Linked DNA regions of Homo sapiens: region 2 is linked to region 1. A link is a loop called in an ENCODE intact Hi-C map of the cell type or tissue named here. Cell type or tissue: GM12878. All regions are shown on one strand. Each heading gives the region's core, and the rest is flanking DNA. Links, peaks and the distances in the headings are about the cores only.

Region 1 (15,389 bases), core at 7,017-11,016:
TTTGTCAAAGATCAGATGGTTGTAGATGTGTGGTATTATTTCTGAGGCCTCTGTTCTGTTCCATTGGTCTATATATCTGTTTTGGTACTAGTACCATGCTATTTTGGTTACTGTAGCCTTGTAGTATAGTTTGAAGTCAGGTAGCATGATGCCTCCAGCTTTATTCTTTTTGCTTAGGATTGTCTTGGCAATGTGGGCTCTTTTTTGGTTCCATATGAAATTTAAATTAGTTTTTCTAATTCTGTGAAGAAAGTCAGTGGTAGCTTGATGGGGATATCATTGAATCTATAAATTACTTTTGGCAGTATGGCCATTTTCATGATATTGATTCTTCCTATCCATGAGCATGGAATGTTTTTCCATTTGTTTGTGTCTGCTCTCATTTCCTTGAGCAGTGGTTTGTAGTTCTCCTTGAAGAGGTCCTTCACATCCCTTGTAAGTTGTATTCCTAGGTATTTTATTCTCTTTGTAGCAATTCTGAATGGCAGTTCACTCATGATTTGGCTTTTTGTTTGTCTATTTTTGGTGTATAGGAATGCTTGTGATTTTTGCACGTTGATTTTGTATCCTGAGACTTTGCTGAAGTTGCTTATCAGCTTAAGGAGATTTTGGGCTGAGACGATGGGGTTTTCTAAATAGACAATCATGTCATCTGCAAACAGAGACAGTTTGACTTCCTTTCTTCCTATTTGAATACTCTTTTTTTCTTTCTCTTGCCTGACTGCCCTGGCCAGAACTTCGAATACTATGTTGAACAGGAGTGGTGAGAGAGGGCATCCTTGTCTTTGTGCCGGTTTTCAAAAGGAATGCTTCCAGCTTTGGCCCATTCTGTATGATATTGGCTGTGGGTTTGTCATAAATAGCTCTTACTATTTTGAGATACGTTCCATTAATTCCTAGTTTATTGAGAGTTTTTAGCGTGAATGCGTGTTGAATTTTTGTCACAGGCCTTTTCTGCATCTATTGAGATAATCATGTGGTTTTTGTCATTGGTTCTGTTTATGTGATGGAGTACGTTCATTGATTTGCATATGTTGAACCAGCCTTGCATCCCCGGGATGAAGCCGACTTGATCATGGTGGATAAGCTATTTGATATGCTGCTTGATTAGGTTTGCCAGTATTTTATTGAGGATTTTCGCGTTGACCTTCATCAGGGATATTGGCCTGAAATGTTCTTTTTTTGTTGTGTCCCTGCCAGATTTTGGTATCAGGATGATGTTGGCCTCATAAAATGAGTTCGGGAGGAGTCCCTCTTTGTCCATTGTTTGTAATAGTTTCAGAAGGAATGGAAGCAGCTTTTCTTTATACCTCTGGTAAAATTCAGCTGTGACTCCATCTGGTCATTGGCTTTTTTGGTTGGTAGGCTATTAATTACTACCTCAGTTTCAGACCTTGTTATTGGTCTATTGAGGGATTTGATTTCTTCCTGGTTTAGTTTTGGGAGGGTGTATGTGGCCAGGAATGTATCCATTCCTTCTAGATTTTCTAGTTTGTTTGTGTAGAGGTGTTTATAGTATTCTCTGATGGTAGTTTGTATTTCTGTGGGATCAGTGGTGACTGATCCTCTCTATCATTTTTTATTGTACCTATTTTATTATGCTCTCTTTTCTTTTTTATTAGCCTGGTTGGCAGTCTAGCTATTTTGTTAATCTTTAAAAAAAAAATAGCTCCTGGATTCATTGATTTTTTTTTGAAGGGTTTTTCATGTTTCTATCTCCTTCAGTTCTGCTCTGATCTTAGTTATTTCTTGTCTTCTGCTATCTTTTGGATTTGTTTGCTGTTGCTTCTCTAGTTCTTTTAATTGTGATGATAGGGTGTCAATTTTAGAGCTTTCCTGCTTTCTCCTGTGGGCATTTAATGCTATAAATTTTCCTGTAAACACTGCTTTAGCTGTGTCCCAGAGATTCGGGTACATTGTGTCTTTGTTCTCATTGGTTTCAAAGAATTTATTTATTTCTACCTTAAATTTGTTATTTACCCAGTAGTCATTCAGGAGCAGGTTGTTCAGTTTCTGTGTAGTTGTGTGGTTTTGAATGACTTTCTTAATACTGAGTTCTAATTTGATTGCACTGTGGTCTGAAAGACTACTTGTTATGATTTACATTCTTTTACATTTGCTGAGGAGTGTTTTACTTCCAGTTATGTGGTCAATTTTAGAATAAGTGTGATTTGGTCCTGAGAAGACTGTATATTCTGTTGATTTGGGGTGGAGAGTTCTGTAGATGTCTGTTAGGTCCACTTGGTCCAGAGCTGAGTTCAAGTCCTGAATATCCTTGTTAATTTATTGTCTCATTGATCTGTCTAATATTCACAATGGGGTGTTAAAGTCTCCCGCTATTATTTTGTGGGAGTCTAAGTCTCTTTGTAGGTCTCTAAGAACTTACTTTATGAATCTGGGTGCTCCTGTATTGGGTGCATATATATTTAGGATAGTTAGCTCTTCTTGTTGCATTGATCCCTTTACCATTGTGTAATGCCCTTTTTTTGTCTTTTTTGATCTTTGTTGGTTTAAAGTCTGTTTATCAGAGACTAGGATTGCAACCCCTGCTGCTTTTTTTTTTTCTTTCCATTTGCTTGGTAAATCTTCCTCCATCCCTTTATTTTGAGCCTATGTGCGTCCTTGCACATGAGATGGGTCTCCTGAATACAGCACACCAGTGGTCTTGACTCTATCCAATTTGCCAGTCTGTGTCTTTTAATTGGGGCATTTAGCTGGTTTACATTTAAGGTTAATATTGTTATGGGTGAATCTGATCCTGCCATTATGGTGCTAGCTGGTTATTTTGCCCATTAGTTGATGCAGTTTCTTTGTGGAGTGGATGGTCTTTATAATTTGGTATGTTTTTGGAGTGGCTGGTACTGGTTTTTCCTTTCCATATTTAGTGCTTCCTTCAGGAGCTCTTGTAAGGCAGGCCTGGTGGTGACAAAATCTCTCAGTATTTGCTTGTCTGTAAAGGATTTTATTTCTCCTTCGCTTCTGAAGCTTAGTTTGGCTGGATATGAAATTCTGGGTTGAAAATTCTTTAAGAATGTTGAATATTGATCCCCACTCTCTTCTGGCTTGTAGGGTTTCTGCTGAAAGATTGCTGCTAGTCTGATGCACTTCCCTTTGTGGGTAACCCGACCTTTCTTTCTGGCTGCCCTTCACATTTTTTCATTCTTTTCAACCTTGGTGAATCTGATGACTGTATGTCTTGGGGTTGCTCTTCTCAAGGAGTATCTTTGTGGTGCTCTCTGTATTTCCTGAATTTGAATGTTGGCCTGTCTTGCTAGATTGGGGAAGTTCTCCTGGATAATATCCTGAAGAGTGTTTTCCAACTTGGTTCCATTCTCCCCGTCACTTTCAGGTACACCAATCAAATATAGGTTGGTGTTTTCACATAGTCCCATATTTGTTGGAGGCTTTGTTCATTCCTTTTCATTCTTTTTTCTTTAATCTTGTCTTCACAGTTTATTTCATTAAGTTGATCCTCAATCTCTGATATCCTTTCTGCTGCCTGATCAATTCAGCTATTGATACTTCTGTATGCATCACGAAGTTCTCGTGCTGTGTTTTTCAGCTCCATCAGGTCATTTATGTTCTTCTCTAAACTGGTTATTCCAGTTAACAATTCCTCTAACCTTTTATCAAGGTTCTTAGCTTCCTTGCATTGGGTTAGAACATGCTCCTTTAGCTCGGAGGAGTTTGTTATTACCCACCTTCTGAAGCCTACTTCTGTCAATTTGTCAAACTCGTTCTCCATCCAGTTTTGTTCCCTTGCTGGCGAGGAGTTGTGATCCTTTGGAGGAGAAGAGGTGTTCTGGTTTTTGGAATTTTCAGCCTTTTTGGGCAGGTTTTTCCTCATCTTTGTGGATTTATCTACCTTTGGTCTTTGATGTTGGTACCTATGGATGGGATTGTTGTGTTGACATCCTTTTTGTTGATGTTGATGCTATTCCTTTCCGTTTGTTAGTTTTCCTTCTAAGAGTCAGGCCCCTCTGCTGCAGGACCATTGGAGTTTGCTGGAGGTCAACTCCAGATCCTCTTTGCCTGGGTATCACCAGCAGAGGCTGCAGAATAGCAAAGATTGCTGCCTGTTCCTTCCTCTGGAAGCTTTGTCCCAGAGGGGCACCCACCAGATGCCAGCTGAAGCTCTCCTGTATGAGGTGTCTGTCGACCCCTGCTGTGAAGTGTCTCCTAGTCAGGAGGCACAAGTGTCAGGGACCCATTTGAGGAGGCAGTCTGTCCTTTAGCAGATCTTGAGCACTGTGCTGGGAGATCCACTGCTCCCTTCAGAGCTGGCATGTAGGAACACTTAAGTCTGCTGAAGCTGGGCCCACAGCCGGCCCTTCCCCCAGGTGCTGTATCCCAGGGAGATGGGAATTTTATCTATAAGTTCCTGACTGGATCTTCTGCCTTTCTTTCAGACATGCCCTGCCTAGAGAGGAGGAATCTAGGGAGGCAGTCTGGCTACAGAGGGTTTGCGGAGCTGTGGTGGGGCTCTGCCCAGTTTGAACTTCCCAGTGGCTTTGTTTACAATGTGAGGGGAAAAACCCGCCTACTCAAGCCTCAGGGCCCTGGTGTTGCGAAGACCATGGGAAAAGCATAGTATCTGCATTGGAATGCACCGTTCCTCAGGATACAGTCCCTCAAGGCTTCCCTTAGCTATGGGAGGGAGTTCCCTGACTCCTTGCACTTCCCAGGTGAGGTGACGCCCCACCCTGCTTCTGCTTGCCTTCCATGGGCTGAACCCACTTTCTAACCAGTCCCAGTGAGGAGCCAGGTACTTTAGTTGGAAATGCAGAAGTCACCCGCCTTCTGCATTGATCTCACTGGGAGCTGCAGACCAGAGCTGTTCCTGTTTGGCCATCTTGCCAGCCCTCCCCTGGACCTCTGATTTGAGCTGATTTGTCAGGCGAAGTGGCTTACATGTTTGATTTACCTGTAAGTATTGGCTATCATCGTAAAGTTTTTTAGGTTCTGGATGAGAGGTTTATTTGAAAGTAGTTGTTCCAGGATTTAATTATTTAAATCAATTCTGACTGCCTTTGTTTAGAATTTTAATTCAGTGAAAGGTCTAGTTCTTAATGGTTATATGTAACCACAACAGAGACAAGAAATTCATTGCAATTAAATTGTTGGTTTTCCTCACACAAAGCTCATGTTTTAATGCTCCCCTCCATATGGGGGTCAATCATATAGCATTAACATTAATAGCCTAATAAGTCTAATAATGAAGATGTGTAGCATGTTAAAATTAGCCATTAGAATTCAAACATACCACACTCAATGCATGCAACAAGATCCACAAATGCCAACACTACCCATCTGTTTGAACTAATGAGCTGTAAACATTTCCCCCACTGGTGAACTAATAAATTATAGCATGTTACAATTGAAAGGGACCTTGGAGATAGATCTTTCTGTTCCAGCTACCTCTTTCTTCATTTTGTTGGTCCTATATAAAGGTATATTATTTATCCAAGGTCACAGTTGTACAGTAAAACCCTGCCATGGCATAATAGGCCCAGAAATTCCTGTGTGTAAAGCAGGGGTTCCCAAACGTTAGTATACATCCTGGAGAGCTTGTTGAAGCACAGATTACTGGGCCCCACCCTTAGAGTTTCTGATTCAGTGGGTCTGAGGTAGAACCTGATCATTTTCATTTCTAACAAGCTCCTGGGTGCTGCTTGTGGTCTGAGGACCAAACTTTGAGAACCACTTGTGTAGACCACGTGGTAACATTACTGTGAAGTTAATGGAATGATGAAAGCCAGCCTACATAGTTAGCCAGCCTTGAGTTCTGAGGATCTAGCTGCAGGAGCCAGATCTATCCAGGTGTAAACTTGGGTTTGCCACCATCTAGTGTTAGTCATCTAAAGCTGTGTAAACATTGATGGGGATGATTCTGGATCCTGTAGCTGGCTGGGGCTTCCAGCTATCCCATGGTTAGTAGGCATTTATTTCTTCTATTGATTTGGGAAGATTGTGCTTTGGGGACCCAGCTCCCATCTTGCTGATTTCCAACTACCACCAGCTACTTCCCTGTCAGTCTTGTCCTCTCCTGAATATATTCTCCCCTCCTCTAGAAGACAAGAACATTGGCCCAACTCTTTCAGAAGCTGGAGAGCCAGTCACATTACATCCAAAACTGTATTGGGGAAGGCTTTTACAGCAGCCAGTGGTAGATCTCCTGTTGTTTAATGTACTCATTCTCAAACTCCTGCCTCACTGTCTTACCTCTGTGCCTTTGCATTTTCCATCACTCTTAACCTTCAAGGTTTAGCTGAATTTCCACCTCCTTCAGAAACCTTGTCTTCCTACTCTAGAAGATAACAACTTTTCTTTTAAAGAGAAAATAGGGCATGATTCTGGTACTTTTGCGTTCCAGACTTTGTGTGGATGTTCGTGTCATTTTATTCTCAAAACTATCTTGCAGTATAGACGTTGTACCCATTTTATTGATAGTAATGCTGAGACTCAAGAAGGGTAAGGCTTTTAAGAGACAGGGTCTCACAGTTGCCCAGGCTGAAGTGCAGTGGCACAATCATAGCTCACTGAAACTTCAAACTAGCTCAAGGGATCCTGCTGCCCCAGCCCCTTCTAAGTAGCTCTGACTATAGACACAGGCCACCACACCTGGCTAATTTTTTTTTTTTTTTTAAGGAATGGGGTTTTGCTATTTTGCCAAGCTGGTCTCAACTCCGGCCTCAAGCAGCCTTCCTGCCTTGGCCTTCCAAAGACCTGGGATTATAGGCATGAGCCACCATGCCTGCCCCATTTTCTAATTTGTTAGAATATAATTTGCTATGATATACCTTGTCTAATACAAGTGCATTAGACAAATACATAGGCAAAGCTGTCTATAGAGTGGTTTTTGACAAGATAGTCTCTCTCCATGCCATGCTGCAAGCTCTTAAAGATGGGGAGCATGTCTCATTTGTTTTTATTCTCAGCCCCAGCCCCTCCTATTAGCACAGTGCATGTTAAGTTGTGGCACTCAGTATTTTCCAAAATGGATCTCCTGGCTTACTGCTGTGTATACTGCATCTTCCTGCCCCGCTTCTCTGTGCAGTTGGCTATGGTCCCCAGCGGGGAAGGAGGTTCCTTTGGTGTAGTCTCTCCTCCATTGCCCCCACTCAGAATTTGCAGCATCAACTGTTTTCTCTCAGTCTATCTTCTCTATGAATGCCATCTTCAGGAAAAGGAGCACTTTTCTACCCTGAGAATGAATGATTTAGAGATGAGGGTGGTTTCAGCTTCATGCCAAGCTCATAGTCTGGGGGTGGCTTCCCACACCCTCTTCACTTCCCTGAACCTCATCTCTCTCCTTTTCAGTCACTATCTCCTTATTCTTCAAGACATCCCTATGAATCAAGCAGTAGGGACAAGTGAGAGGCTTATCAGAGTTAGAGATTGGGTGAAAGATCACCAAAAGCTCATGTTGCTTAAAACTTGAATTGCATGAAAGGCATTGGATCCAAATGTTTAAGAAACACTGACTCACTCCTTTGCTGTTTTGAATATAACTTGCAAATGTGGTTTCATTTATCATCCCACTTCCTCCATCTCTCGTAAAACTGTCACTTTCAGGGAAGAGAATAAGTGGGCCTGGCCTCACTGTGGCTCTAGTACTCTCTGAGGATGGAGTAAGGATTCCTGGTTCTCAACCCAACTATACAGTAGAATCACTTGGAAGCTTCCTACATTCCTTCAGGGAGTCTGATTTCCTTAATCTGGGATGTAGCATGGCATAAGCATTGCTGTGTTCCTCCATTGTTCTAGTGTTCAGTCATTGTTCTAGTGTTCACTCAGCATTAAGAACTGCTAGATTAGGTTTTTGGATTCCAAGACTTGCTGATCATAATAGCCATATTGGGAGCCTTTTAAAATTTCTCCATCCCATAACCTGGGAGTCAGAATTTCTAAGGGAAAGACCTAGGGATATATGTTTGAAGTAGATTCTGGCCATCAGCTAGTTTGGGAAATTACCAATCTTGGTACTTTCAGATATTTCTTCTAGCCTTCCAGTCATCAAAGCAAGGTAGAATTATCAACATAATGATATAAAGCTATTGTATTATTTTATGCATGCTTCCTGGAGCAAGACATAAAGATAAAACTCATTCAAAATGTTCGGAATATCATGAACTTCACTGTGGGACTAAGCATTCCTGCACAAGTCCAAACAGTGAACTTAATTCATACTCTTCAGATGATAGCTGTGTCTGTTTAATATTGGCCCAACCTACTCTTGCTCACGTATTTTCCATTTCACTGTAATTTTTATTCCAGCTGTATATTCAACAGACTGCCTGCCAACCCTGTGGAACCACTTGACATAAATGATGTATTTTGAAAGATTAAACCAGAAACACGTATTAAAACCATCTTTATACTAGCTTAAGACTTAAAGAAGTTTTTATGTGGATTCAAGTGGAATGAGAGGAACTAAGAACGGGGAATGAGGCCCCAGAAAAGCAAATTTGAGGTTAAAGGTAAAAATTAAAATTAACTAATTTTTAATCAACATGCCACTTGGTAGCAAAAAATTAAAATTTATTAATGACTATAATATTATGAATAATTTCACATGCTGAAGTGTATTGCCTCTTCAAAGCATGCCTCTTGGGTTTAAATGTTCTTTTCACATGTAAAACGTTCTGGTAAGAACTGTGCCTACTTTCTATGACCTTACCTCCCTTTCTACTGTAAAAACATCAGCACATCTTTCAGGAAAATTGACTGCTGCCCAAAGGAAATACACATAATTTTTAGGTCCCTGAATTCAATTTCTGAAGATATTTTTCAGGCATTGCAAAAGAAAAAAGAAAAATGAATGAGTTTGCTGTGTACAAGAAATAATCTTTTTCATAAGCAGTGCAGTCAAAATGATAGAACATGCTCCTTTAGTATTTGGCATCTCTACAATATCATTTAATTCCCTGACCTCAATATTCAGTCTTTAACACCAAAACCATAAAAAGGGAAGTATGATACGTATTCTTCACCCTGCACAAGCAACTTCCTGTCTCCTCAAAGGAGATAAATGATCCTAATTCACTTTAATGCCGGAAGAAGGAGGTTCTGTGTCATTCTAATAAGCCTCAAACTCCTGGTACTATTTTTACCCCATTGCTGACCTCAGTGGCTGTGGAGAGCAGAACACCCTCCCTCAACAAATGCAAATAGACTCCAGCAGCCTTTCTTGAGGAGCACTCAAGCAATTACTTCTGAGTCCTCAAGTAGAATTCACATTAATTGATTCCCTTTTGTAGGCTTTTCCTTAGCAGGAGATTTAACAGTTTTTCTCTTTTGTTTGGAATTCTGCATCTTGGTGGAACTGACAACCTCCTTTATTTTATTTTATTTTATTTTTTAGAAAGGGAAATATGAAAGAGAAGAGCAGAAAGGAGCTCTATTACAGGTGGGATTTTTTTCCCCCTTGAAAATATCCTGAGTGATAGCCTAGACTCCAGGCTGGCTGGAGGACTTGCAGAATGCAGGGAGGGATCTGCTCTGCCTCCTGCCTCAGTATAAATCCCTCCAGGGACAGGCACTCTGCTCCTCAGTTTTCTAGAAAAGTGCCCATGTACATTTCTGAATTATGAAAGCCTCTCTAAATCAGGAATTACACAGTCCTCTTTCATCTGGCTTGTAGTCTTGGCCTACATGAATTAATTGTCAGCATTTTAAAATAGGGAAATTCCATCTAAATATCCGGATTTCTGACTTTTCTTAAAAACTTAGGAGAAAATTTTTGAGAGAATTTTCTGTTTTCTTAAGAAAAACAATAGAAAAGATCTGTTTGGTGTGAGTCAAAAAACCACTATTCCCATTTGTTTTCTAGTTCATTATACTCCCTGTAATCTCACAGAACTGCCACAAAGTGACAGTTATTGTAATTGTACCCACACTGTTGATCATAAGTTCAGAGGACAGTGAAATATTTCTTGTACAAAGTATAAAAATTTAAAAGATAGACTAGGACTAGCACAGATTTCAAGGAAAATGAGAGAGAACGGCCAGGCATGGTGTCTCATGCCTGTAATCCCAGTACTTTGGGAGGCCAAGGCAGGTGGATCACCTGAGGTCAGTAGTTCAAGACCAGCTTGGGCAACATGGCGAAACCTGTTTCTGCTAAAAATACAAAAATCAGTCAGATATTGTGGTGCATGCCTGGAATCCCAGCTATTCGGGAGGCTGAGGCATGAGAATGGCTTGAACTCGGGCGGCGGAGGTTGCAGTAGGGCCGAAATTGCACCACTGCACTCCAGCCTGAGTGACAGAGGGAGACTCTGTCTCAAAAAAAAAAAAAAGGAAAAAAAAAAAGAAAGAAAGAAGAGAAAGAAAATGAGAGAGAACAACTGTTTCTTTATGGAAGTGAAGGATATTCCTGCGTTTAATATGCAAAGCATCTGTATCAAAAGAATTTGACTAAAAATGCCATTATAACCCAAACCCAGCCCTGTGGACACATGCATTCATTTGTGACTTATGCTATAAAAAAGCCTGAGAGACATTCATATTTGCCTACCTGTTGCTCATGGAACAAGATGCTCAGGCCCTGAGATAACATGATGAATATTCATTCCTTCTGTTTTCCCAGTTCTGTCTCTTGCAAATAACCAAAAGCAGCATGTCTGTACACCATTATTAGCCCAGGAGAAAGGGAGAGACATATGATGTGCAAGACACATGGTAGGTGTTTTAGTACATTTAATTCCCTAGGAGTGCTCTAATTAGGTATCAGCCCCATTTAAAAATGAGAAAGTTGAGGCTCCAGAGAAATTAAGTAACTTACCCAAGGTCACAGAGCAAAGCTACTAAGTGGCAGGCCTGCCATTGTGCTTGCACTACTCATTGAAATGCTTTCCCTGAATTACTACTTAGCACAATGACTTTAGTTTTTATTGTGGGTTGATCAGGAGTAGCCAAACAAGAGTATTCTGTTCATATTCTATAAAACTGCTATTGAGGATGCTAATGTTTGTCAAAAGATCTGTCTAATGATCTTTTCTTTGCAGTGAGTGACAGATGAAGTTTGTGTTTCTGAACAAAATAAAAAATGTACTTCTGTTTATGTAGCCAGAAACAAATGATACTAGCTATCCTTTTTGCCTTCATTTCCAGGAAGCTCCAAGGGAAATGTATTGTCCCATTCCATCTTATGGTAAAATTAATCCTCCCTTTTGCCACATTGTTTTGGACCTTTCTTCCTGGAGTCATTATTGTGCTTTGGTGTGTTATTAATTCTGTTATTCAAGTTGCATCTAGTTGTAAGCTTCCTCAGATTCCTTTTAAAGAAGGCAGAAGTATAACTTATAAATAAGACCCTTAAAATTCAATTTATACCCCTAAGAGTAATTAATAAATCCAATTTTAATATGACACTAGATTTAACAGAAGGGGCTATTTGGGGAATGGCCCAAAAGCCTTTGGGTCATTTCTGGCTTCGGGGAATCACAATTAACAGAGACAACTCTCTCAAATTGAGCTCTGGCCCAGTTTGTCTTGCATTCTGCTACTGGGCGATAGTTGCTAACTTGCACAGAGAACTTACTGTGTACCTGGCCCTGGGCCAAGTGCTTGACATGCCTTGTCTCCATCTTTGCAGCAAGTATATCTAGTACCATTCTTACCCCTATTACAGGAAATTCAAGGATCAGAGCTCAAGAAACTAGTTTACAGGCACATAGATAATAGGTTTGATCTTGAGCAAAGACCTTGACTTCTTGGTGTCCATGTCCCCACCTGTAAAGCAGGCATATGCTCCTTTCTCAATCTCCTCACAAATCTGTGATGTTAGTCACTTCTGTCCTCCCCGCCCCCACTGCAAGGAACTAGATCCAAAGGAAGGGTTATATTCTATATCTCAACCTTCCTAGTCTTTTATTTTCCCTGAGGGTTCTCTCAGGCACGTTGGCCACCAACTTAATCGAATCTTCTCTTTTCCTAGGGAGACGGAAATCTCATGTTCTGTCTTTTCTAAGCTCTACTATTGGCCTAGGTTGTTGGTTATCATCACGCTTTGTCTCACAAAATATTTTAAATCTCAATTCAACTACAGTCAATTCTTGTTATTCATGTTAGTTACGTTATATAACCGGCATCCCCCAACCCCTGGGCCACAGACTGGTACCAGTCCATGGCCTGTTAGGAACCAGGATGCATTAGCAGGAGGTGAGCTGCAGGTGAGGGAGCATTACCAGCTGAGTTCCACCTCCTGTCAGATCAGTGGTGGCATTACATTCTCATAGGAGCAGGAACCCTATCGTGAACTGTGTGTGTGAGGGATCTAGGTTGCATGTTCCTTATAAGAATCTAATGCCAGATGATCTGAGGTGGGACAGTTTCATCCCAAAACCATGTCCCCCACCCCAGGTCTGTAGAAAAATTGTCCTTCTCGAAACTGGTCCCTGGTGCCAAAAAGGTTGGGGGCTGCTATTGTATATAGTCTCCATGAATGTTGAATTATCTAATTTGGAACCATTTCTCATAAGAGAAATAGAAGGTTAGTTTCCTTTGAGCCTCTCACAAACTTTTATCAACTGATCAGTATGTACCCTTCTTTTATGTGTTTCTGATTAAAGACACCTTATTTAGTATGTATTGTTGATTCACTAACATTGAGCTTATGGCCAACAGCACTGTAACTTATGCCTGAATGAAGCTAATCTACAGCATTTTCTGTAAAAGCTACATCACAACTTACTGTGCTTAGAAACACTAAACAGCATCTCAGCACTTTGCTTGCAAGCCATATTTAATAGTAAAATCACCAACACAAAAGCATAAAAATGTAAAAAAAAAAAAAAAAGCACTAAATAGTCCATGGAGAGGACATTTGTTTCCAGTAAAGAGCTGAAACAAGAAAGATGGAGCATCACCTTGTTCATCTTAAGCTGGGAATGTATGCGTTGATTGACTGAAATTTTTTGCCACTCTATGCGTGTCCACTAATGACCATGAAAGCATTGCAAGTATTTATTTTGGGATTACAAAGAAATTTTAGGGATATTAACCCCTTGCCTGTTATAAGTTGAAGAGTTTTTGTTTTTTTCATTTTTACTTTTGCTTTGTATTTTTACTGAATTTATATGTATAATAAAGTTTATCAGTCTTTTTCCTTATTGCTTTAGATTTTGAGTCAGAATTAGCAAAGCTTCTGTACTCACAAATAATAGTAGAATATACCTGTATTTTTTTTCCTAGTGCTTTTATGCTTTTTTACATTTAAATATCTGATCGATTTGGAATTTAAGTTGCGGTATGGTGTTTGGAATGAGTATAGTTTTACCATTTTCCATATTGCTCAACCAGTATCTCAACATTTGTTAAATGCTTATATTTTCCCCAACTGATTTGATATGCTGCCTTTATCAATCCTAAATTTTCATATATCATTGGGCCTACTCGTGTGCCAATATCAAATGCTTTATAGAGGCTTTAGAGTATGTTTTAGTATCTGATAAGGCCAGCAGTTGCCCCCACACCACCTTGTTTTTTTTTCCCCAGAGATTTCCTGGCTGTTCCTCCTTACTTGCTCTTCATGTACTTGTCATTTCAAGTCAATCTGCATATCAAATATCAGAGCTTTTCATTTGGCTCTTTATGGCTATTTTCTGACACCATAGACATTTTTAATTAGAACATTTTTAGTGTTCTATGAAATTGAGAAGTATTCCTTCTGACTCAGTGCAAGTGATATATGACTGTCCCACTTAAGCTTGAGAAGCAAGGTTCTATTAGGCTCACTCTCCTTAAGTAAGGTATGGTCCAGGTTACTCATATCCCTGTGTTTCTCTTGTGCTAATAATCAGTGAAGTCCCCACCTGTGCCACTATGTCATATGTGTGGTCAAATGCTTTCCCTTGCATATTTTTTATGGTGAGAACACTTAAAATCTACTCTTAGTGATTTCCAAGAATACAATATGTTATTATTAACTATTGTCACCATGTTATACAATAAATCTTTTGAATTTATTTGTCCTAACTGAAACTTTGTATCCTTCAAATAACGTCTCCCCAACTCCCTCTCCCCAAGCCCTTGGTAACCACCGTTCTACTCTGCTTCTATTAGTTCAACTTTTTTAGATTAAACGTATAAGTGAGATCGTATGGTAGTTGTTTTTCTGTGCTGGGCTTATTTCACTTACTATCTTCCAAGTTTATCCATGTTACAAATGACAGGAATTGCTTCTTTTTAAATGCTGAATGGTATTCCATTGTGTGTATATATATACCACAATTTCTTTAACCATTCATCTGTTGACAGATACTTAGGTTGATTTCATATCTTGACTGTTGTGAATATTGCTACAGTGAACATGGACGTGCATATCTCTACATACTGATTTCATTTTCCTTGAATATATACCCAGTAGTGGGATTGATGGATTATGTGGTAGTTTTAGTTTTTATTTTTTCAGGAACCTCGCTACTGTATTCCATAATAGTTGTACTAATTTACCTTCCGATCAACAGTGTGCAAGAGTTCCCTTTTCTTCACATCTTTGCCAAAATTTATCTTGGATCTTTTTGGTAATAGCCATTCTAACAGATGTGAGTTGATGTCTCATTGTGGTTTTGATTTGTATCTCTCTGTTGTTAGTGTACAGTGATGTTGAGCATTTTTTCATGAACCTCTGGACCATGGGTATATCCTCTTTTGAGAAATGTCTATTCAGTTTTTTTGCTCATTTTTTAATCTGGTTGTTTTCTTACTATTGAGTTGAGTTCTTTATATATTTTGTATATTAATCCTTTATCATATGCACAGTTTTCAAATACATTTTCCCATTCCATAGATTGTCTCATAACTCTGTTGATTGTTTCTTTTGCTGTATAAAAGCTTGTTTGTTTGATGTAATCTGATTTGTTTATTTTTGCTTTTGTTGCTTGTGCTTTGGGGTCATATCCAAAAAATCATTGACCAAACCAATGTCATGGAGATTTTCCCATATGTCTTCTTCTAGTAGTAGATTTACAGTTTCAGTCTTATATTTACATCTTTAATCTATTTGGAATTGAGTTTTATATATTGGTGACATAGTAGTCTAATTTCATTATTTCTGCATGTTGATATTCAATTTTCCCAATGCCATTTATTGAAGAGATTGTCCTTTCCCTGTTAATGTGTTCTTGGCATCTTTGTCAAAAATCAATTGGCCATAAATGCACAGATTTATTTCTGGGCTCTCTGTTCTGTTTCATAGGTCTGTTTTTATGTCAATACCAAACAGTTTTGATTACTATAGTTTTGTGGTGTATTTTGAAGTCAGGTAGTGTGATGCCTCCATATTTGTTCTTTTTGCTCAAGATTACTTTGGCTATTTGGAGTCTTTGTGGTTCATTACCAATTTCAGGATTGTTTTCTCTCTTTCTGTAAAAAATGTCATTGGA
Region 2 (15,389 bases), core at 4,778-8,777, 73 kb before region 1:
TGATAAATGTTATGTGTGTTCTGACTATGCCACCAACCAACGGTTCTACTTCTGTCCCTCTCATTGGGCCTCCCTATTCCCTGAGACACAACAATATTAAATTCGACCAATTAATAACCCTAAAATGGCCTCTAAGTGTAGGAAGCCTTGTTGAAAGCCTAAAGGCCAAAACAAAAGCTAGGCCTCTTGCATCAGCGAGACAAGTTAGGAATGCAAAGCAAAAGTTCTTGAAGGAAATTAAAAGTCCTACTCCAGTTAACACACAAATGATAAGAAAGCAAAACAGCCTTACTGCTGATAGGGAGAAAGTTTTAGTGATTCAGATATATATAGAGAGAGTGAGAATATATAGAAGATAGATAGATAGATAATATATAGAGAGAAGATTAAATCAGTCACAACATTCCCTTAAGCCAAAGCCTAATCCAGAGTAAGGTACTAACTCTTTTCAACTCTCTGAAGGCTGAGAGAGGTGAAGAAGCTGCAGAAGAAAAATGGAAAGCTAGCAGAGGTTGGTTCATTAGGTAAGAGGAAAGAAGCCATCTCCATAACAGAAAAGTACCAAGTGACGCAGCAAGTGCTCATGGAGAAGCTGCAGCAAGTTATCTAGAAGATCTAGCTAAGATCATTAAACACTAAACAACAAATTTTCAATGTAGATGAAACAGGCTTCTGTTGGAAGAAGATGACATCTAGGACTTTCATAGCTAGAGAATAGAAGTCAATGCTTGGCTTCAGTGCTTCAGAGGGCAGGGTGACTCTCTTGTTAGGGGCTAATGCAGCTGATGACTTTAAGTTGAAGCCAATACTCATGTACCATTCTAAAAGTTCTAAGGTCCTTAAGAATGATGCTAAACTATTATTGCCTGTGCTTTATAAACGGAACAACATAGCCTGGATGACAACACATCTGTTTATAGCATGGTTTACTGAACGACTTAACCCCACTGTGGACACTCACTGCTCAGAAAAAGAAGATTCCTTTCAAAATATTATTGCTCATTGACAATACACATGGTCACCCAAAAGCTCTGAGGGGGATGTACAAGGAGATTCTTGTTTTCATGTCTGCTAATGCAACATTCATTCTGCAGCTCTTGGGTCAAGGAATAATTTCAACTTTCAAGTCTTATTATTTAAGAAATTCATTTCATAAGGCTATAATTGCCATAGATAGTGATTCTTCTGATGGATCTGAGCAAAGTAAATTGAAATCCTTCTGGAAAGGATTCAGCATTCTAGATGCCATTAAGAACATTCGTGATTTATGGGAAGAGGTCAAAATATCAACATTAACAGGAGATTGTAAGAAGTGGATTCCAATCCTCATGGATGACTTGGAAGAGTTTAAGACTTCAGTGGAGGAAGTCACTGCGGATGTAGTGGAAATAGCAGGAAAACTGGAATTAAAAGTAGAGGCTGAACATATGACTGAATTTCTGCAATCTCATGATAAAACTTGAAGGGATGAAGAGTTGCTGCTTATGGATGAGCAAAGAAAGTGGTTTCTTGAGATGGAGTCCACCCTGGTGAAGGTGCTGTGAACATTATTGAAATGACAACAAAGGATTTAAAATATTACATAAACTTAGTTGATGCAGCAGCAGCAGCAGGGTTTGAGAGTATTGACTCCAATTTTGAAAGAAGTTCTGTGGGTAAAATGTGGCAAACTTTATTGTTTAAGAAATTGCCACAGCCACCCCAAACTTCAGCCACCACCCTGATCAGTCAGCAGTCATCAACATTGAGGATCCTCTACCAGCAAAAAGATTACAACTCACTGAAGGCTCAGATGATCATTAGCATTTTTAGCAATAAATTATTTTTAATTAAGGTATGTACTTTTTTTAGACATGTTATTGCACACTTAATAGACTACAGTAATGTGAACATAACTTTTATAGGTACTGGGGAAACAGAAAATCTGTGTGACTCACTTTATTGTGATATTCACTTTATTATGGTAGTCTGAAACTGGACCTGCAACATCCCTGTGGTATGCCTGTAAGGAAGATCATATGCCATTTGTCTTTCTGTGCCTGGCCTATTCACTTAACATAATGCCCTCCATGTTCATGTTCATCCATGTTGTCACAAGTGGCAGAGTTTTCTTTTTTTTTCCTTTTTTTTTCTTTCTTTTTTTTTTTTTTAGACGGAGTCTCGCTGTATCACCCAGGATGGAGTGCAGTGGTGCAATCTTGGCTCACTGCAAACTCTGCCTCCCAGGTTCACGCCATTCTATCGCCCAGGATGGAGTGCAGTGGCGCGATCTCGGCTCACTGCAAACTCTGCCTCCCAGGTTCACGCCATTCTCCTGCCTCAGCCTCCCGAGTAGCTGGGACTATAGTCACCTGCCACTGCCCCTGGCTAATTTTTTGTATTTTTAGTAGAGACGGGGTTTCACCTTGTTAGCCAGGTGGTCTCGATCTCCTGACCTCGTGATCCACCCACCTCAGCCTCCCAAAGTGCTGGGATTACAGGCATGAGCCACCGCTCCCTGCCTCAGAGTTTTCTTTTTTAAAGCTGAATACTATTCTATATATATATACAGTATAGATTATATATATATGTATAAAATCTCACATTTGTGCATTCTAGTTATCTTTTAAAAATATATTTCTAATATTGCATTGTAAGGGAATGTTGGTATATCAGTCCTTTGCAATTTATTGAGGTTTTCTTTATAGCTTAGTCAGTTTTCAGAGTTAATATTTCACTAATTATTGTATTCAATATTCTATATATGTTCTATACATCTAAAAGTTAATTATGCTATTTAAATCTTTTTACTGACCTTTTTTTATCTGCTGAAGTTATCAATTACTAGGAGAGTTGTACTGCAGTTTCTCCCTCTGGTGATGGATTTGTCTATTTCTCTTAATTGCCATGTGTGATATAATAAGAAATATATATTTGGTCACTGCCCTCAGTTTCTGACACAGAGCTCCTAAAATGCTTGTAATTTCCTGAGTAATAGGGGTGCTTATTAACGCTATTTCTTTCCCCCTCTCTTCTTGCTGTCTCTTGTTTTTTTTTAAATTATTATTATTTTTATGATAAAAGATTGTTTTGTTTCAACAGCTTTAGGAGTACAAGTGGTATTTTTGGCTACATGGATGAGCTGTAGAGTGGTGAAGTCAGTCTGGATTTAGTGTAACTGTCACCTGAATAGTGTGCATTGTACTCAGCAGGTATTTTTTCATCCCTCACCCCCATCCCAACCTCCCCGCTTCTGAGTCTGTAGTATCCATTATACTACTCTGTCTGCCTTCGCATACCCATCTTGCTGTCTTTTGAATTGATAAGTCTTTCTTCCTCACTCCAAGTCCCCCCTACCTGTTTAGAGGTTGTTTGCTCTATGTCTGTCTGCTTCCTTAGTAGCTGCTCCTGCTATTTTAACAGGCATCCTTTAAAAAAAAAATCTCTATTTGAATATGCTCCAAAATTCAAAGACATATCTCTCTGGCTTTTCTATTTTTCCTCCACAAATTACACATTTTTCTTATAGTTTTAAACAATGTTTTTCTTTTCCCATCTGTTTATCAATATCTTCTCTCATTGTTACTTTCTTCCATTTCGAGGTTTTCATCTGCTATCGTTTTTTTTTTTTTCTTTCTTTCTGCAGTACGTACTTTAGAATTTCCTTTAGCGGGTCTTTCTCTCTTCTAATAGCAAACTCCGTAATAGACATCAGTGATAACAGAGATAAATAAGGCTCACTCCCATACAATATGTAATTGCAATGTAAACTAAGTACAAAATTAGAGGTTAGGACAAAGTGTTGAGAGCACAGAGAGGGGAGACTAACTCTAGAGAGTGAGGAGAGCGTCTCAGGAACAATAAGTGTACATTAAATTATGGAAGGCTATGAGTATATTCATGGAACATTCATCAGCTCAGTGGGCTGGAGCTTAGGCGCGGGTTGGTGCCAGATGGAGCTAGAGAGGTGAATTAGCTAGATGGTGGGCTGTGACGAGCCTTAAATGCCAAATTGAATGCAACAGGGAATTGGGGGAGGTTTTAGGCCGGGGACTGGCATGATTAGATGCATTATTTAGAGGTAAACTGTGTGACTGCATGGAGAGCCATGAGCTGCAATAGTCACCTGAGAGGAAGCTGAGTAACTAAAGCAAGGCAAAGCAAGGATAATGAAGAGAAGAAAAGAAATTTTAAAAGACATTCGTGCGGTAAAATCTTAACAGATTCAAAGTGTAGAGCACTGGAGGATGTACTCCAGGGACTCTAATTTGGAGGACCAGCAAGCTTGAAAGCACAGGAAGGAGTGCTCTTGTTTGGGAGTGGAGGGAGGGTGGCATTAGAGATGATGAGTTTAATGTGTAGCATAAAACGTTTTATGTGCTTCAGGACAAATGGTGCGTTGGTTTTAGAAGAATTAATATTTGAGATGTTAGGGGGGATATCTATGTGCTGAGAACTCTGCGACATTTTCTGATTATATTTGGCTGTTGTGGTCATTACTATTTTTCTTTTACTTTCTGAATTGGAATACAGATCTGGGTTTCAGGATGCAAAGTCTATTTTCTGCAATAAAGTGTAATTAAATAATAGTTGGGGTGCAGTTACATTTTAAGTCAGAAACTTGAAATGTAGTCCTGCCTTCACTGTGTTTTGCAAAATTATTGCTTCTGAGCACTGATTGCTCTTGACTGGTAGGACCTCTTGTTTTGTGTCTGTTTTTATCTTAGCACTGTTTTCAGGCTGACAAATGTAACCCAGATTGTCTAAGAGCATCTGTCAAGACAGGAGAGAAGGAAGACAGGGCAAGAGAAGAGGGGAGGGAAAAACATACTTCATTTAATTAGAAAAGTATTTGCAGGGCTTATGCTTCCTACCTGCTCTTTTTAGCTAGCAAGATCAGATTCTCCCCTGGAGATTGCTTCCTGGCCTGTAAGCCCAGACTAGGGCTTTCTTTTTGATGTGTGAGTCATCACAGTATTTCTGTGACTTATTATTTACTCACATGTAATAATTGCAGTGGGCACTACTGAGAATTGAGAGGAGCTTCTTCCCACCAGGGTGTGAAGTAGTTTTGACAGCAGGTGTGGTGTGTCAGCCTGAAACCTGAACAGGGCATCACCTTTTACCTGGTGCCATCACAGAGTGCTCCAGATTTGGGTAGGAAGAGGATCCCGTCACATCCAGGCATCTCTTGGCAGAGGAAAGGGAGCTGGTCAGGGAGTTTTGAAAACAAAAATTGTACTATAAAATGTTTTATTTGGGGAGCTGTGCTCTGGCAGCATCCTGATCTGAAATAATTCCTAGCCTTTTGTGTGGTTGGTGGTGGCTGATCCATGGAATCCTGCTGTGTCGCTCAGCTGCTGTTAAAATATTGGATCAAAGAAATGACTCAGGAGGAAAAGTGTCAAGTAAAAGTTAATCATTTCATCCTTGCTGAAAGATAGAATTTGAGTTGTTAAATTGCAGAATTAGTCCTGGAGTTTTTGTAGTTGTTGTTGTTGTTAGAAATTAGTTATGATAAGAAGTTGTATTCCTACATCTGCATAGAGACGGTGTTTATCACTAGCACCTGTCTCTGGTTGGCATCAGTAAGGCAGAAAGTGAGAAGTGGTGACATATGTGAACGCATGAACAATGCTAGGCATTGTACCTAAATTATCTCATTTAATCTATTGTGCAATAAAGGAAACTCAGAGATGCTCAGAGACTAAAGACGCCATCCGAAGTCACTGAGCAGGCACATGGCAACTACCGTTCAAACCCAGTGTAATTGTTGGCAAAATCTATACCACGCTGCCGTCAGTCATCTTTCAGTATGTTTTTCTAATTTGAAAGAGCAGATGAGGTTTCCATGATGAATTAGTTTCACCCAGGTGTTATCCCTTGATCGAAACACCATCCTGTCACGCCTGCCCCAGATTCCCAGCCTTCTATCCCCAGATGCTGTCTTCAAGTAACAAAGGAAGGAAAACATCTGAAGGGGCTCACTCCACGGTGCAGCAGCCAGCCCTACTTCATTCTTTGCTTTGAACTGTTTCTTGACTGCCTGTTAGACCATTTGTCAGATATGTTTTTAAACTATTACAGTTTCTGGCTATCCTTGTCACAAGGATAGATTACACAAGGTTCTCAGCAGCAAAGATGTCAGCTGTACAAATACAAGGATTTGGTCCTTGTTTTTCCTAGTGGTTTAAAATTGACTAAAGGCTACGGATGGGCCAAATGGGACAGCCAAGGATGGGACAGCTTGAGCTGTCAGGAAAGGAACATATAAAGGTTGTCTTGGGAGCAGGTCTCCTTGGTGCCCATCCAAAGTGGCTTCCTGCATTCTACAAAGCTTAGGGGAAAACAGCATTTAATTTACATGGAGTGTTCTGTCGTCTCCAAGAGAACTTAAAATCACTTGCTTGAACAAGCAGAATTTACAATAAGAGGGCTTGAGAACATGAATGGATAGCCTTTTGTTATGGAAACAAGTTGTGTTATACAGATTAAAATGTTAATAGTTTTGGATGGCAATTGGAACTGGAGCTTATATCTATTCATGGTTGTTTTCCCTGGGACTTGTAGATACCCAGCCAAAAGAGTAGAGTATTTTTAGCCAGGTTGTCACCCACAAAGAAAATAAAATGAAGATCTAGAACTAGGAATCCGGAGTTGAGAAAAAGAGGAACAGAAAGTGGGAGGATTGGTTACAAGCAATGACCATTTACAGAACAGGTGTGACTCATTCTCCAAGGTAGAGTTTATCACCTTACCCCACAAGGAATGACTTTCTGGAGAACCCATATTAGTCTCTTCCTTTATAAGACTTCACAGGAGAAAAAGGAGTGAAAAGGAAGAGAGACTATCAAACTTATCCAACCCAGGGCCTGTGGGCTGCATGCGGCGGCCCAGGACAGCTTTGAATGTGGCCCAACACAAATCCATAAACTTTCTTAAAACATTATGAGATTTTTTTGTGTGTGATTTTTTTTTTCTAAGCTCATCAGCTATTGTTAGTGTATTTTATGTGTGGCCCAAGATAATTTGTCTTCTTCGAGTGTGGCCCAGGGAAGTCAAAAGATTGGACATCCCTGCCAAAGGTTGAGGAAGTTCATGTATAACCGTGTATTCAGATAAGTTCTAACTTACCTGACCAATTTTTGTTTGTTAATTTTATGCCACCTTTTTGCAGTTAAGTGGATTTTGGCATAGTTGCAGGGGCCATTTGTACTAACCTCTGTTGATTTTTTTTTTTAATACTTTAAGTTCTGGGGTACATGTGTAGAATGTGCAGGTTTGTTACATAGGTATACACATGCCATGGTGGTTTGTGGCACCCATCAACCCGTGTTCATCTACATTAGATATTTGTCCTAATGCTCTCCCTCCCCTAGCTCCCCACCCCCCAACAGGCCCCTGTGTGTGATGTTCCCCTCCCTGTGTCCAAATGTTCTCATTGTTCAACTCCTACTTATGAGTGAGAACATGCAGTGTTTGGTTTTCTGTTCCTGTGTTAGTTTGCTGAGAATGATGGTTTCCAGCTTCATGTCCCTGCAAAGGACATGAACTCATCCTTTTTAATGGCTGCATAGTATTCCATGGTGTATATGTGCCACATTTTCTTTATCCAGTCTATCATTGATGGACATTTGGGTTGGTCTCAAGTCTTTGCTGTTGTGAATAGTGCTGCAATAAACATACATGTGCATGTGTCTTTATAGTAGAATGATTTATAATCCTTTGGATATATACCCAGTAATGGGATTGCTGGGTCAATCTATCTATCTGACAAAGGGATAATATCCAGAATCTACAAAGAACTTAAACAAATTTGCAAGAAAAAAACAACCTCTGTTGATTTTCTACTAACTTTTTAGAAACTCTTGTTCTTAAAGTGTTCAGAGGCCTTGTGTTTCTCATCTGTGTAATAAAGGAAGTGATATAGATGACCCATAGTGTATGATTTGTAACTCCAGAAAATAGTTATAAGTGAATTCAGTTATCATTTGATGTACTAGACACCCAATGACTAGGGGAAAATCAGCAAAGGATAGGTAGTTCTCTAGAGCCCTGTCTGGTCTTTCCTGTGTACGCACAGCTTTAAGCATTTGCCCAGCCTTGTATACCTTTAGAGATAAGGGGATCTTTAAAAGGCTGTCTTTAGTTCTTTCCTTCCCTGGATTTTCTTATTAAATTTCTGGCTGCTCTGCCATTTTGTGTTTGCTCGTTCCAACCAGTATCAAAACCTAGGCTAGCCTTGATGTTAGGCTGTCCTGATTGCTTGCCACTGTGACATCTCTTATTTCTGATAGTACCCTGGGCACTGTTTTCCATGCCCTGTTCCAAATATAGTCAGCCCCCTCCAGCAGGGCAGTGAGCTGCCAGCCCACATAGTCTTCCTCATCTGCTGAGGCTGGGGTAGGACTTTCAGGTAATGGAGCCTAAGGTGTGAGGGGGAAGAGGATAGGAGCAGTCTCTGGGGAAGATGTCACAGATTCCACTGTTGTTACTAAGATTCAGTAGGTGTTCTTTATAAATCCTTTTCAATTTGTTATATGCCATTGATCAGTTTTTAGAATCTTAATTTGGTTGTTTTTGACAACTGTGCCCACTTTTATCATTGCCCTTTGGGGAAAAGATTTGCCGAGCTCCTCATTAAGCCATTCCAGAAATCCCACCTCTTTTTCATATAATTTATAAGTTTTCTTTAAAACTTATTTTACAATTCTGACTTCAGATTAGTGCATAGACATTATAGTTGTAAACATCTTGAGTCTCTTCTATTATCTCCTACGAGCCCTGCAGGTGCAATTTACCATGACTTGGCCCTAAACCATATTGATTTAATGAACACAGTCAGCTATGTATATTCCTTGATGATCTGTTGGTAATTTGAAAGATCATATCAACAGACATTATCCTGAATGGTAGAGTTGTGAAGAATTGTGTCCTGTGAATTTTGCAATTCAGAGGACAGATTGATTAGAAAGAAGATATTCTGCTGGATAATATTTTACTTCAATAAATCTGGCAAATTTATAAGATCTTTTTTTGAGAAAAAGTCTAGGCAGGATACAGTTGTGGTAAAGAGTCTTTTAAAACCATCCTCACAAAACAGAAATTAAGTACCAAATTGGTTGCCGTGATCTCAAAGTAGTCATTTATTCCCTTCTATTTTCTGTACTCCATAAGAAGTCTTAAGCCTTAATCACATTTGAGTGATAGAAACATATCACAGTACCAGAAGACAGAAAATTAAAATGAAGTCTGGCTCTAAGAATGGGATAGAAACTAGTCATAATTCTAATCAAAAGTTATTTTATTTTCTAATTTTTAATAATTATATATTGTGATTTAAAAAATTTTAAAATATGTGCACATGCCCCTCTCCTTCAAATTTTATGTGTGCCAAGCATGGGCTCCATTTTGGCAGTGAAATGGCTGTGCATGCCACAGTAGACTAGGGGAGAGGTACTGACTATAGAGGTTCACTCCAAAAGGATCCGGCCTACCAAATCATAGTAATGTTGCTCATATCTTTTGTGAATCTAAATTATTAAAATAAAGGTTAAAATCATACCATTTAAGGGGTAAAGTTAATACTCAGGAGATCTTGAGGCCAAATAGTCTCATTTCTTTTGGGCACAGATCTCTCTAATGGTTAGGTTGTTTCCAGAGCTATGGTGCCAGCAGGGCCATTGTGGTTGAAGCAGGCCCACAGCTGATGCCTTGGATACTGAGAGCAAGGTTCATTTCCAGGTCAGTGAAGCTTGCTGAGAGCCAGAGATAAAGGATGAGGACCTGAACTATAGGGCTGTACTAGAACTCATTTAGGAACATAGACATAAACCTCATTCACAGGGATGGGGCAAGTGTGGCAGGACTGGCAAAAGAAAACTGCAAGGAGATAAGCAGGTGGTATGCAGGAGTCCACTTCAGTCACCTTAGATATACCTGGGCAAGAGCAGAAAAAGTAACCTCAGACGCTACCTGTCCATGGGATGGGCTGTATTAATATTCAGATAAGTAAGGTGGGATGAGCCTGCTGGTAAAAGGCTTTCAGAGCATGTAACTGGATGAAGTGTAAGCCAGGGACTGACCTGTGTGGTCTACCCTTTGCCAAGGAGATGTCATTGTCTCTATTCATAATGACAATTGAACAGTCCCTGCTGCTGGCACAAATACCACAAGGCCCAAACAATATAAAACAAAATATATCCACTTTTATCTTCATGGTTATCATTATTGCTATTAATAAAAAGAAAGGACCTTGGGTTAGTGGACATGACCCTGGAATGGAAGTTGAAACTTAGTGCTTGGCCCATTAAGACATTACAGAAAAAAATCATGTAATTGGAATGAATCTCATTTTCCCACTGTCCTTGGTATTATTGGACAGGATTTCTCAACCCTAATACAATGAACATTTTGGACCAGACAATTCTTTGTTATGGGGAGAAGAGGGGCAGGCTGTCTTGTGTGTTGAGTATTTAGGAAGGTCTCTAGTCTCAACCCACCAGATCTCAGTAGCACTCCCCTTCCCCATCATGACAACCAAAAATGTCTCCAGACATTGTCATATATATTCTGGGGGGCAAAATTGTCCCCAGTTAAGAACGGCTGCTGAAAAGATACAAAATAAGCTTGTGTAAGATATGACTTTGTCCTTAAGGAATTCACAAACCTGTTAGGTGAACACACCTAATATAATATAATCCATGTACATGGATAATGTGGTAAAAGTTAAATTTGGAACAGTGAATTTCTCAACTTACACATAAAAAGAGTTAAAAGCAGAATATGAGACTAGCTACGGACAGGAAGGGTGCTGAGGAGCCAGGGATAGAAACAGCATTTGAGGATGGACAGCATTCAGCATATTTAGGGGAGATGAGGAGAGCAGCTCAGCTGGAGGAACAAGAGCAAGTATGTTTGTCAAGGTCCGTGAGAACATTACCTGCTCAGGGTGGATGTGTGTGCTGGGAAGTAGAGGCAGGAGGCTGCACCAGGCTGCTGCTATCCTGGAGCACGGTTTCACACTCCACACTCCACATGTCCCTGCTCCCTAAAACATCACATCCCAGGCATAAAGTTCGTTCTAGAAATCAGGCCTTACAAGTATTAGTGATTCTACTTTTCTCCTCTCCCCATGTGATTAAGTGTGATAATAAAACACCTGCTAATACTTTAACTCACAATCTGTGCCCCCTCATTAGGGATTCTACTTGATAAGGCTGTTAGTGTAGTATAATTATAACTAACACTTATTAAGTTCTCACTATGTTCCAAACAGTGTTCTAAATGCTTTACATGTCTCAATTATTTTCCCAACAGCCCTAGTTGTAGTATGTTGTCATTTTCTCAGTTTTCAGAATGAGGAAACTGAGGTGTGAAGAGGTTATATCTTGAATATGCCCAAGATTATGCACCTAATAAGTGGCATAAACAGCATTTGAATCCAGATGGTCTGGCTCCAGTGTACTTTTAACCCATATTATACCCCTTCTCTATCCATGCTGATAAAATTGTGTATGTGACATAGATAGCAAAAAAACTACATAGAAAAAAGAAACAAGTGTATGGTGCTGAAGGAATTACTGGTTCATACCCAGAGCTCTGGCCTCTGAAAAATCCAAAACTGTCCTTGAGGCATGGGCTTATCTGCAGGGAGTTTACATTCCAGGGGTGAATTGAAAGGAAGCTCTGGGTTTGGAATTAATATCACATAAATTACTTAGATATATTCAGTATTAGGAATATTGGTGTACCTAATCTGAATCTTTTAAAATGGGAATGCTTAGATCTGACTTATTTCCAGATTTCATAGATTAATGTATTCAATTCATATTCCCCAGGATATTAAAGTACAGTGCATTCATCTGGAGCTGTTTAAAAAAGAAAAAAAAAAAGAGTGCTTTATGTTTGTATAGGTCATTTTCAATTGCATCATTTAATTTTATCATAACAGCTCCAGAAGCAAAACTGCTTATGAAGCATAAGAGTTTGCATTAATCTTTTCATTCCTTTGCCTTTTATTATTGCCTTGTATGGCGAAAAGATGTCATAATTCTGTTTTACAGATGAGGAAACAGGTACAGAGAGATGAAGCCAATTACCCAAGAAGGCAGAAACAGATTTAGGTGTGTAATTCTCCTAAGCCCCCTGGGTAGATTCTAAATCTGCTGCACTGAAATGGGCTGCAGGGGAGGCCAGACAGCCAATATGGTTTCCTTCGTACACAAAGACTCCATGCTCAGCCTTGACCACGCTGGTGTCTCGCCAGCCCCAGCACATGCCCTTCTCTGCCTTCACTCATTCTACTTCCCTGACCTGCATTGCTTCCTCTCTTCTCTGATACTCTAAGTTACGAACATTCTACAAGGGAAAGGAAGGCTCACTTTTATTTTATTTTATTTTATTTTATTTTATTTTATTTTATTTTATTTTATTTTATTTTATTTTGCTTTGCTTTAAATTCTGGGGTACATGTGCAGAACGTGCAGCTTTGTTACATAGGTATACACATGCCATGGTGGTTTGCTGTACCCATCAACCTGTCATCTATATTAGGTATTTCTCCTAATGCTGTCTCTCCCCTAGCCGCCCACACCCTGACAGGCCCTGGTGTGTGATGTTCCCCTCCCTGTGTCCATGTGTTCTCGCTATTCAACTTCCACTTATGAGTGAGAACATGCGGTGTTTGGTTTTCTGTTCCTGTGTTAGTTTGCTGAGAATGATGGTTTCTAGCTTCATCCATGTCCCTGCAAAGGACATGAACTCATCCTTTTTAATGGTTGCATAGTATTCCATGGTGTATATGTGCCACATTTTCTTTATCCAGTCTATCATTGAGGGGCATTTGGGTTGGTTCCAAGTCTTTGCTATTGTGAATAGTGCTGCAATAAACATACGTGTGCATGTGTCTTTATAGTAGAATGATTTATAATCCTTTGGGTATATATCCAGTAATGGGATTACTGGGTCAAGTGGTATTTCTAGTTCTAGATCCTTGAGGAATTGTCATACTGTCTTCCACAATAGTTGAACTAATTTACAGTCCTACCAACAGTGTAAAAGTGTTCCTATTTCTCCACATCCTCTCCAGCATCTGTTGTTTCCTTTTTAATGATCGCCATTCTAACTGGTGTAAGATGGTATCTCATTGTGCTTTTGATTTGCATTTCCCTAATGACCAGTGATGATGAGCTTTTTTTCATATTTGTTGGCTGCATAAATGTCTTCTTTTAGAAGTGTCTGTTCATGTCCTTCGCCCACTTTTTGATGGGGTTGTTTGTTTTTTTCCTGTAAATTTGTTTAAGTTCCTTGTAGATTCTGAATATTAGCCCTTTGTCAGATGGATAGATTGCAAAAATTTTCTCCCATTCTGTAGGTTGCCTGTTCACTCTGATAGTTTCTTTTGCTATGCAGAAGCTCTTTAGTTTAATTAGATCCCATTTGTCAATGTTGGCTTTTGTTGCCATTGCTTTTGGTGTTTTAGTCACAAAGTCTTTGCCCATGCCTATGTCCTGAATGGTATTGCCTAGGTTTTCTTATAGGGTTTTTATGGTTTTAGGTCTTTCATTTAAGTCTTTAATCAATCTTGAATTAATTTTTCTATAAGATGTAAAGAAGGGGTCCAGTTTTAGTTTTCTGCATATGACTAGCCAGTTTTCCCAATACCTGTTATTAAATAGGAAATCCTTTCCCCATTTCTTGTTTTTGTCAGGTTTGTCAAAGATCAGATGGTTGTAGATGTGTGGTGTTATTTCTGAGGCCTCTGTTTTGTTCCATTGGTCTGTATATCTGTTTTGGGCCAGTAACATGCTGTTTTGGTTACTGTAGCCTTGTAGTGTAGTTTGAAGTCAGGTAGCATGATGCCTCCAGCTTTATTGTTTTTGCTTAGGATTATCTTGGCTATACAGGCTCTTTTTTGGTTCCGTATGGAATTTAAAGTAGTTTTTTTTCTAATTCTGTGAAGAAAGTCAATGGAAGCTTGATGGGGATAGCATTGAATCTATAAATTACTTTGGGCAGCGTGGCCATTTTCACGATATTGATTCTTCCTAACCATGAGCATAGAATGTTTTTCCATTTGTTTGTGTCTGCTCTTATTTCGTTGAGCAGTGGTTTGTAGTTCTCCTTGAAGAGGTCCTTCACATCCCTTGTAAGTTGTATTCCTAGGTATTTTATTCTCTTTGTAGCAATTGTGAATAAGAGTTCACTCATGATTTGGCTCTCTGTTTGTCTGTTATTGGTGTATAGGAATGCTTGTGATTTTTGCACACTGATTTTGTACCTTGAGACTTTGCTGAAGTTGCTTATCAGCTTGAGGAGATTTTGGGCTGAGACGATGGGGTTTTCTAAATAGACAATCATGTCATCTGCAAACAGAGACAGTTTGACTTCCTCTCTTCCTATTTGAATACGCTTTATTTCTTTCTCTTGCCTGATTGTCCTGGCCAGAACTTCCAATACTATGTTGAATAGGAGTGGTGAGAGAGGGCATCCTTGTCTTGTGCCGGTTTTCAAAGGGAATGCTTCCAACTTTGGCCCATTCAGTATGATACTGGCTGTGGGTTTGTCATAAATAGCTCTTATTGTTTTGAGATACATTCCATCAATACCTAGTTTATTGAGAGTTTTTAGCATGAAGCGATGTTGAGTTTTATTGAAGGCATTTTCTGCATCTATTGAGATAATCGTGGTTTTTGTCATTGGTTCTGTTTATGTGATGGATTACATTGATTGATTTATGTATGTTGAACCAGCCTTGCATCCCTGGGATGAAGCTGACTTGACTGTGGTGGATAAACTATTTGATGTACTGCTGGATTAGATTTGCCAGTATTTTATTGAGGATTTTCACATCAATGTTCATCAGGGGTATTGGCCTGATGTTTTCTTTTTTTGTAGTGTTTCCGACAGGTTTTGGTATCAGGATGATGCTGGACTCTTAAAATGAGTTAGGGAGGAGTCCCTCTTTTTCTATTGTTTGAAATAGTTTCAGAAGGAACGGAAGCAGCTCCTCTTTGTACCTCTGGTAGAATTCAGCTGTGAATCTGTCTGGTCATGGGCTTTTTTTAGTTGGTAGGCTATTAATTACTGCCTCAATTTTAGAACTTGTTATTGGTCTATTCAGGGATTCGACTTCTTCCTGGTTTAGTCTTGGGATGGTGTATGTGTCCAGGAATTTATCAAATTCTTCTAGATTTTCTAGTTTATTTGCATAGAGGTGTTTATAGTATTTTCTGATGGTAGTTTGTATTTCTGTGGGATCAGTGTTGATATCCCTTTTATCATTTTTTATTGTGTCTATTTGATTCTTCTCTCTTCTCTTCTTTATTAATCTGGCTAGTGGTCTATTTTATTAATCTTTTGAAAAAACCAGCTCCTGGATTCATTGATTTTTTGAAGGCTTTTTCATG

Evidence for each region. Hi-C counts contacts between places; a loop is a spot of excess contacts. Peaks named below come from ENCODE experiments on the same cell type or tissue, not always from the same donor. Only the 100,000 strongest peaks of a DNase experiment are listed, where the experiment ranks them.
Region 2: it touches region 1 in a loop (4-fold over the local background); 1 of 110 quality-filtered maps calls a loop at or near these places.

Annotation. Positions count from the first base shown.
Region 1 is chr3:133,202,580-133,217,968 of GRCh38, forward strand. The region is part of intron 2 of TMEM108 (transmembrane protein 108); the gene reads left to right. Among named protein-coding and RNA genes, the nearest start is that of TMEM108-AS1, 47 kb to the right of the region's middle. In GM12878, for the core only: no CTCF peak of the experiment used is centred there; DNase peaks (open chromatin) are centred at 7,572 and 9,072; H3K4me3 peaks cover 211 bases; H3K27ac peaks cover 269 bases.
Region 2 is chr3:133,131,560-133,146,948 of GRCh38, forward strand. The region is part of intron 2 of TMEM108 (transmembrane protein 108); the gene reads left to right. Among named protein-coding and RNA genes, the nearest start is that of TMEM108, 100 kb to the left of the region's middle. In GM12878, for the core only: no CTCF peak of the experiment used is centred there; DNase peaks (open chromatin) are centred at 4,992 and 6,622; H3K27ac peaks cover 506 bases.